Linked DNA regions of Homo sapiens: region 1 is linked to region 2. The links are chromatin contacts, found by Hi-C or POLR2A ChIA-PET in ENCODE. All regions are on one chromosome and are shown on one strand. Each heading gives the region's core, a stretch centred on a gene start or an enhancer-like site at or near the end of the contact. The rest is flanking DNA. Distances are from core to core; before and after follow the strand shown.

What was found. A loop is a pair of places that touch in the nucleus more often than their neighbours do. ChIA-PET counts read pairs that join two places held with the same protein, here RNA polymerase II (POLR2A). Pooled maps may share reads with other maps.
Region 1: a loop to region 2 is called in a pooled map, with 12 times the contacts of the local background. The contact joins the promoter of CTSD here to the promoter of BRSK2 in region 2. A Hi-C loop is called at or near these places in 7 of 50 pooled maps. POLR2A ChIA-PET finds 5 or more read pairs at or near these places in 3 of 52 experiments (A549, OCI-LY7 and WTC11).

What each region holds. Positions count from the first base shown.
Region 1 is chr11:1,762,677-1,767,005 of GRCh38, forward strand. CTSD (cathepsin D) reads right to left here and starts at 1,251. Exons shown (of 9, transcript NM_001909.5): 1 at 1,116-1,251. The coding sequence starts at 1,183. RefSeq lists silencers at 821-910, 1,161-1,630.
Region 2 is chr11:1,388,576-1,392,579 of GRCh38, forward strand. BRSK2 (BR serine/threonine kinase 2) reads left to right here and starts at 1,359. Exons shown (of 20, transcript NM_001256627.2): 1 at 1,359-1,800. The coding sequence starts at 1,710. RefSeq lists a silencer at 756-1,125.

The DNA of each region.
Region 1 (4,329 bases), core at 1-2,500, 370 kb after region 2:
CAGCTACCCTTCCCTCCAAGAAGCCCCAGGATCGTTTCCCCTCTGCTGTGTCTGTCCTCCTTGGAGAGGGGAGGCCTGTGGATAGGCTGGCAAGGTCAAGGCAGGCTCAGGCTTGTGGCTACTCCCCCACAACGACTTTAATTGGGGCTACCCGCCCCCGGGCCATTCCCCACAGCCTTTGGTGAGGCTCAGTCCTACCCAGCTGGCCCAGCCAGCTCCAGCCCCTGCAGCCTTCTGACCTCACCCACCTGCCAAAAGGCAGTGGACCCATCGCAGATCCCAGGTCTCCCACAAAGGCCCAGAGCAAGGGTGGGGCAGGTGCCCAATGGGATGGGTCAGCATACCCCTCCTGGGAATGCGGGCTGCCTTGCAAGGGCTGGGGAGGGGGTCAAGAAAGCAGACTGCAGCATGGCCCTCCTCTGCCCAGCTGGTCAGGCATGGCCGGGCCCCATCCCATCCAGGCCCAATCGGTGGCCTCACCTGGCACAGGGGATCGGCCTGAGGAGCGTGTGGGCCTCACTACAGCACAACCCCAGGCCCGGGGTGGGTGAGCCGACCCACTCCCCATGCCTCCTCCTCTCTCAGGGACATGGGAACTCCTAGGGTCTCGAGGGGTCTCCCAGCCCAGGGCCTGTGATAAGAGCCGCTGGAGCAAACTTTTAAAGCCCCCAGTTCACAGGTGGTAAAGGGGTCCCTAAGGAAATGGACTCGCCCAGACTCGGGGGCTCTGAGGCCTGACCTAGGTCTCCAGCAACAAGGGCGCTCAGTACAGACCCCAATTCCACCTGCCCCGAATGAGCACTACCTCCCCCCGCCCCGCCCCGTCTCCAGGGAGGCTGCGGTCAGTCTGCAGTCCTCAAGGTACAACCCAGGGTGGCATATGGGGGAGAGGCATCTGGCGCCTCTGCCCCGGGTCCCCTGCACCTCCGGAGCCCGGCGCCCCGTAGGCGGGTGGTCCGTGCAGGAGGCCGCGCAGGGCGGCACAGGTGCATTCCAGCGCGGGGGGCGCAAGGGGCTCGTGGGGGCCACAGGGGAGCGCGAAAGTCACCACAGGCCCCGGGACCTCGGCGCCGCGACCCCTGCCCGTCCCTGAGCCCCGGCCCCTGAGGCTTCACCTGACGAGCGCGGAGGCGGGTGCAGCCAGCAGGCAGAGGGCGAGCGGCAGAAGGCTGGAGGGCTGCATGGCGGCGGCGGCCGGGTCGGAGAGGGTCGCCGAGGCCGTGCGCTTATAGCCGGGATGACGCCGCAGTTGGGCCGGATCAGCTGACCCGCGTGTTTGCACCCGGACCGGTCACGTGGGCGCGGCCGGCGTGCGCGGGGCGGGGCGGAGCGGGGCCTGGCCTGGGCGGGGCAACCTCGGCGCACGCGCACAGCGCCCGGGCGGGGGGCGGGGTGGTGGTGCGCCTGCCGCGCCTACAGTTCCCGCCGCTCGCGCCCGCGGGGTCAGCCCGGCCCAGCTTCTGGGGTCTGGAGGATTCCCGTTTCGGCCTGGCCTGGGGTCGTGGGGCGGCCCACCCTGGAGGGCCCCGCGGGGTGACCCCTGTCCCGGCCGCCGCGGCCGTCCCCGCGTCCAGGCCTGCGCGGGGCGCTGCGCCGTGGGCTCCTGCACCTGCTCCTCCCGGCGCCCCCTCGTCCCCCTCCGAGACGCTCCCAGACATCCTCTCTGGAAGCCTCTTGCAAACCAAGGTTAAATTCAAAGTCCCCAGCCCACCGAATGGACCCTCCGCTCCTCTACAGGGCTTCCAGAGAAACCTGGAAAACCAGCTCAGGCCCTGCCGCAAAGGGGGTCGGACCCGCTCCGCCCTCTCCCTCTGGGCGCTGTGCTTAGAGACTCAGGCCTCACCGATGGCTCTAGCCTCCAGATCCCAAATTCCAGCCTCACACTGGCACAGCCTCACGTGGCAGACAGCAGGCCCGAAGGCAGGCAAAGTATTCCACCCTAAAATACATTCCTTTCACATGTTTTGATATGGCACTGCACAGCTGTCTCTTGAGGGGGCGAAATTCGCGTTTTCTAGAGAAGCTCCTTCCCTTAGGAGGTCGGGCACCTTTTGTCCACTCACGTCAACTCTTTTTTTTTTTTTTTTTTTTTTGAGACAGAATCTCGCTCTGTGGCCCAGGCTGGAGTGCAGTGGCATGATCTCGGCTCACTGCAACCTCTACCTCCTGGGTTCAAGCGATTCTCCTGCCTCAGCCTCCTAAGTAGCTGGGATTACAGGCGCGTGCTACCACGCCTGGCTAATATGTATATATACACACACGTATGTATATATATATATACACACACACACATATATAGTGTATATATACACATATATATACGTATATATATACACTATATATGTATATACATATATGTATATGTGTATATATGTGTATATATACATGTATATGTGTATATATGTGTATATATATACATGTATATGTGTATATATATACATGTATATGTGTATATATATACATGTATATGTGTATATATATACATGTATATGTGTATATATATACATGTATATGTGTATATATATATACATGTATATGTGTATATATGTTTTGTATTTTTAGTAGAGATGGTGTTTCACCATGTTGGCCAGGCTGGTCTCGAACTCCTGACCTCAGGTGATCTGCCTGCCTCAGCCTTCCAAAGTGCTGGGATTACAGGCGTGAGTAATCCCACTTTAACTCTTTAGGCAAAACATAACTCTTTCAACCACTTGCCAATCAGGAAATCTTTGAATCCCCTATGACCTGGAAGCTGCCCCTGCCAACCCTGTTTCTAGGCTGAACCAATGTATATCTTACATATGTTGATTTATGGTTTTGGCCTGTAACATCTGTCTCTGTAAAATCCGTAAAACCAGGCCGGGCATGGTGACTGTTGCCTATAATCCCAGCATACTCGGAGGCCAAGGTGGGAGCATTGCTTGAGCTGAAGAGCTTGAGATCAGCCTGGGCAACATGGTGAGACCCTGTCTCTACAGAAAAGACCTGAAAATTTTAAAAAAAAGTATAAAGCCAAGCTGTTACCCAGCCACCTTGCTCACATATTCTCAGGACCTGCTGAGGTGGTTTCACAGGTCATAGTCCTCACATTTGCTCAGAATAAATATCTTCAAATATTTTATAGTGTTTGGCTTTTTTTCAACAACACTCCCTATACCCAGGGTACCCAGATGGACCTCATCCTTACTCTCCAAGTGTCCCCTGCCCAAGCGCCCACTCTCCACCTCCTCAGAGCAGCACCTCACTGGGCCCTGCCCTGGCCACCCTGGGCCCTCCTCCCTTAGCCCAGACTTGCCCATCTCCAATGTGGCACCATCCCTGGAACCCCATCTCCAACGTGGCACCGTCCCTGGAACCCCGTCTTCAACGTGGCACTGTCCCTGGAACCCCATCTCTAACGTGGCACCGTCCCTGGAACCCCGTCTTCAACGTGGCACTGTCCCTGGAGGCCTGTCTCCAACGTGGCACCGTCCCTCTAGGCCCCGACCTCAAAGGTGAGCAGTGTATCCAGGTCAGAAACTGGGTCTCCCGACACTGAGCCTGCAGAGGCCATGGTGACAGTTGCCCCAGGACTTCACCATTCTCGTGTGCCCTGGTCCTGCCTGGCATGGGGGACTGAATTAGGCCTGTTGGAGGGGAGGGCCCGGTCATTCCCCAGATGCTCTGGAGCACACAGCCAGGCGGGAGGTGCGGTCGCTGTAAGTAGGAAAGGGATATTGGGACAAATCATTTAAGGCAGGTCCAAGTCACACAGGAAATGGAGCCAGGGGATGTGCTCAACAGCGACCTCCGCAGGAAGGTCCCTCCAAGAAGGTGGCATCTGAGCTTGGACCCAAATGAAGGATGCTTCCCCATGCTCTCACCCAGGGTGCGTTTTCTCCTCCCAGCTCCCTGCGAGGTAGATGGGCCCAACCCCGCTTTACAGAGGCAGTGAGGTTCTGTGGTTCTCGGCGGGCGGGATTGGAATTCCCACCTTTTCTGTAACCAAATATATCAGGACCTTGGCCCTTGCGGAACCTCCCCGAAGCTGGATCTGCCTGATGGCCACAAATGAGTGGCTGCCCCCTCAGCCCCACCTTCCCGCCCATTTAGAGCCCTTCATCTGAGGGGGTTCTAAGCCTGAACACAGAAGCCCGAGCAGACAGACACCCTTGCCCTCAGAATCTGCCCAGCTGCTGGGGGTCCACACCTTGCCCTCAGAATCCGCCCAGCTGTTGGGGGCCCACGGCCAGCCTGGACCTGGCACCTGGGGTTATCACGTGCTTTCCAGTGGGCTGGGATCTTGGAGATGTCAGCCGACCCTGGGGGACTGGACTCCAGCAAGGGGTG
Region 2 (4,004 bases), core at 109-2,608:
GCTCATACGGGCTTACCAGCGTGGGGAGCGGACCACGGTCAGCAGCAGTGTGTGGCAGAGCCCGCAGGGGAAACGTTGCCCGCAGACCATACACGGGCAAGATCTGGGACCCCCACTTCTGCAGCGTTCCGGGTCTCCCTCACCTCTCCCCTCCCACCACCTTCTGCAGCACGGGCTTAAGGAAATACCAGTGTTTTTCTGCAAAGAAACAGAGGGTCCGTCCAGGTCTGGCTGCCTCTTCGGCTGCCTGTGTTTAGACCTCCAAAGGCTGCTCCCGGCAACCCCTGCCCAGCTGCTCAACCTGAAAGAGGGGTCGGTAGCAAGGGCCGGGAGGCGCCAGGGCGCTGCGGCCGGATCCCAGGTGAGTTCCTTGACTCCGCGCCGCGCAGGTCACTGTGGCATAACTGGGAAAACCGCCGCTTCTCCCTCGGGAGCGGAGGCGGAGGGCCACGTCCTCCCTGGGGGTGCACAATCTCTGCTTGGACAACGCCCGCGTGCAGTAGCCCCACAGACTCCCATGCAGCCCCCCCGCCACGTGTGCCGCATCCGCGCCCTGCATGCAACACCCGCCCCCTCCAGCGCAGCATGCCCCTCGCTGGCGTGCAGCACCCCCCATGTGTGCAGCACCCCTGCCCCGAATACAGCACCTCTCCCCAGTACAGCACTCCCGCCCCGCATGCAACACTCGCCCCCCTCCAGGGCAGCATCCCCATCCCCCGCGCGTGCAGCACCCCCTCGAGGGGCGGGAAACTCTTTGGGACACCCGGGGTCACGCCCTGCAGGGTAAAACCCCCGTCCAGGGCAGCCATCTGCACCCCCTCGCCATGGGCCCACTGCCTGCTCCGTCCCGGGATGCGCCTTAATGGCGGGTCGGGCGGCAGCGGGAGCTCTGCTGCCTGGTGGGACCGGACGTGGCAGCCGGCGGGCTGGAGGCTCCCAGGTCCCGGCCTCGCCCTGGCCTCGCCTCGCCCCCTAGAGTCTCCCCGAGCGCTCGTAGCGGCGGGGCGGGGTGGGGAGGCGCTGATTGGCCGGCGCGGGCACCGCTTGCCGCCGCCACGGCATCCCGCTGCGTTCGTACAGGCTCGTGTCGACTCGGCTCCGTTGCGCGGCCCGGCTCGGCTCCCCTCAGCTGCGCTCGACTCCGCTGTTCGGCTCGGCTGTTCGGCTTGGCTACAGGGCTCGGCTGTTCGGCTTGGCTACATGGCTCGGCTGCGCGGCTCGGCTCTGTTCGGCTCGGCTCGGCTGCTGGGCTCGGCTGTTCGGCTCAGCTGCGCGGCTCGGCTCGTCTCGGCTCTGTTCGGCTCGGCTCGGCTGCTGGGCTCGGCTGTTCGGCTCAGCTGCACGGCTCGGCTCGGCTCGGCTCGGCTCGGCTGCGCGGCCGCTGACGGGCGTGCGCTGGGGGCGCGGGGCGCGGGGCGCGGGCCTCGGCGGCGGCGGCGGCGGCGGCGGCGGAAGCCAGGTGCCCCCGCCCGCCCTGTCCTCTCGACGAGGCGGAGGCGTCGCCGCGGGCCAGGCCTCGGACTGCCGCGTCGGAGTGGACGCGGGGGGCGGCGGCGCGGGCGGACGCGGGCGGCGCGAAGCAGCGGGGCCCGCGGGGGCGCCCCGGCCGGGTCGGCGCGGACGGCACTCGGCGGACGCGGGCGGACGCTGGGCGGCCCCTCCCTGCCCGCGCGCCCGGGCGCCCCTGGCCGGCGCCGGGCCCCAGAGCGATGACATCGACGGGGAAGGACGGCGGCGCGCAGCACGCGCAGTATGTTGGGCCCTACCGGCTGGAGAAGACGCTGGGCAAGGGGCAGACAGGTGCGTGCGGCCGGGGCGGGGACCGGGGCCGGGGAGGCCGCGCTGGCAGCGCGCTGGGTGGGGGGCGCCCGAGGGAGGCCCCGGCCGCGAAGCCGCAGGCCCGGCCCGGGCCCCGGCCGCGAACAATGGGCGGCCCGTGCGCCCCCGTCCGCTCGTGCGCCCCGGTTCCGCCGCGGATCCCGCAGGCCGCTTGGCTGCGGTCGGCCGGGCGCGGCCCAAGGACACGCGGCGCGGCGCGGGGCGCGCAGGCGGACAGGGGCGCACGGGACGGCGCCCCTCGGGCCCCGCTGCAGGTGCGCGGCCCGGGCCGCATTGTGCGCCCCAGCGACCGGGCCCATTGTGCCGCGGGAGGAGGGGGCCGCGCGGGCGCCCATCTGCCGTCTGCCGCGGCCGCGCTAATAGGCGTGCTGCCCGAGCAGCTGCGCCCCCGGCGGGACTCCCACCTCCGCGCGCCGGCCACCGGGGCCTCCGGGCAGGCCCGATCTCCCTCCGCGGTGGGGGCGGGAGAGTGCGGGGACCTGCAGAGGGCTGGACAGCGCCTTGCGCTGCTCCGGCTCGGGCTCGGGCGGGCGGAGCGTCTGTGACCTGCATTCCCACGGGGCAGGGAGAGGCCATTGGTGCTGGGACCAGAAGTGCGTGGGACCTGACCCGTGGAGCAGCCCCGCGGCCTGCCGGTGGAGGGGGCTTCCCGGTGGGGCCTGGCTGTCATTCTAGGGAACAGGCCGGGTCCCTGCGGGGCCGAACCCAGGCCAGAGGCAACCCAGCTACCCTCGCATGTGGCCAACTCTCCCCGGCCCGCTGGGTTTGGCTAGCCCTTCATCTGGTCAGGCACATTCACAGAGTCGCCTTTGTGGAGGCTGGGGCTCAGCCATTTTCTTTCTTCTCTCAGGACCGGCCTGTCTCTTGGTGTCCCCGAGGTCCCACGGCACTGCCTCTCCCTTCCAATCCGAGAAGTTCCTTAGACCCGGGCGGGCAGGGGTGGAGGGAAGGAGGAGGAGAGCGCTGGTGCAGGGTGGAGGCTCAGCCCCTCACGGCTGCACAGAGGAGGAGCTGGGAGGTGGCGTTGGGGAAAGAAAGTGGGCCAGGCCCAGGCTCTTGGGGGAGGGCCGTGGCTGTGATGTAACTACGGCAGAGCTGCAGGAAGGGGTTTAGACTGAGGGGTTCAGGGGAGCTGCCTCACCTTGGGTGCACAGCCTTCCGCCACCCGCCACGGCACGGAAGGGCCCCTGGCCACAGGGCAGGACCTGGGCAGGTGGGGTGGTGCAGCCTGGGTTGGAGAAGGAGGTGGCATTCAGCCCATGTCACCTGAGTTCAAAATTCTCGTCTTTCCCGGAAAGAAAAACTAGTGTGTGAAATCCGTGGTGAAGGAGGGGCCCAGGGCAGCAGGATGCAGGAGTCAGTGAGATAATCCAATTACGGTCCCAATAAAATGTTATTATAAGGAAACATCTGCGTGTAAATGAAGACACGATGAGTTATGTGCTGTGCGCGGCCTCGGTGGGTAGGGGCTGGTCTCCACTCTTCATGGCATTCTGCTGGCGGCAGTTAATTACGGGAGGTTTCCACTGTAATTAACAGTAATGAATACAAAAGGATGGGCTGTGTGTGTCTACAACGTGCTGAGAGAGATATTTAGAAAACAGCTCGAGGGGGGGCACAAAGCGGCCCCTCTCTCCCGAGTTATGACGGGCAGAGCGCAAGCGTGTCACCGGGAGGGCCCTGGAGAAGGCCACCATTTCTGTGCGTCTTCTGTTGCTGCTGCTGAAGGGTCACCAGGAGTTGGGTGGACATGGGGCCTGGAGTGTGTGTGCTGGGCCACTTGGCACCAGATGCCAGGAGAGCTGCCAGGTCCCAAGCTCAAGAGGGAGATAGGCTTCCTGCCAGGAGACCTCCGTGGGAGAACGGGAGGCTGGGCTTCTGGCCGCCACCACCCGAGGACGATCTGATCCTGCCGTTGAGAACGCTTCTCCTTCCAGGGACCTGGCCACAGGGGAGCTGTGGAGGCCTTGCTTGGGGGGCCATTGGTGTGGACGCGACTCCAGCCCCTTCCCCGTGTCTGTGGCTGGCAGCTTTGTTTGGCCCTCTCTGTTCATCTCTCTCAGCCTGAGACCTTGGAAGGAGGAGCTGCTCGACTTGAGGTGGCCACTGAGAGGGAGGTGGTCAGTGGCAGTGGCAGTGAGCCTTGTGGTGCCACGAGAGCCCTT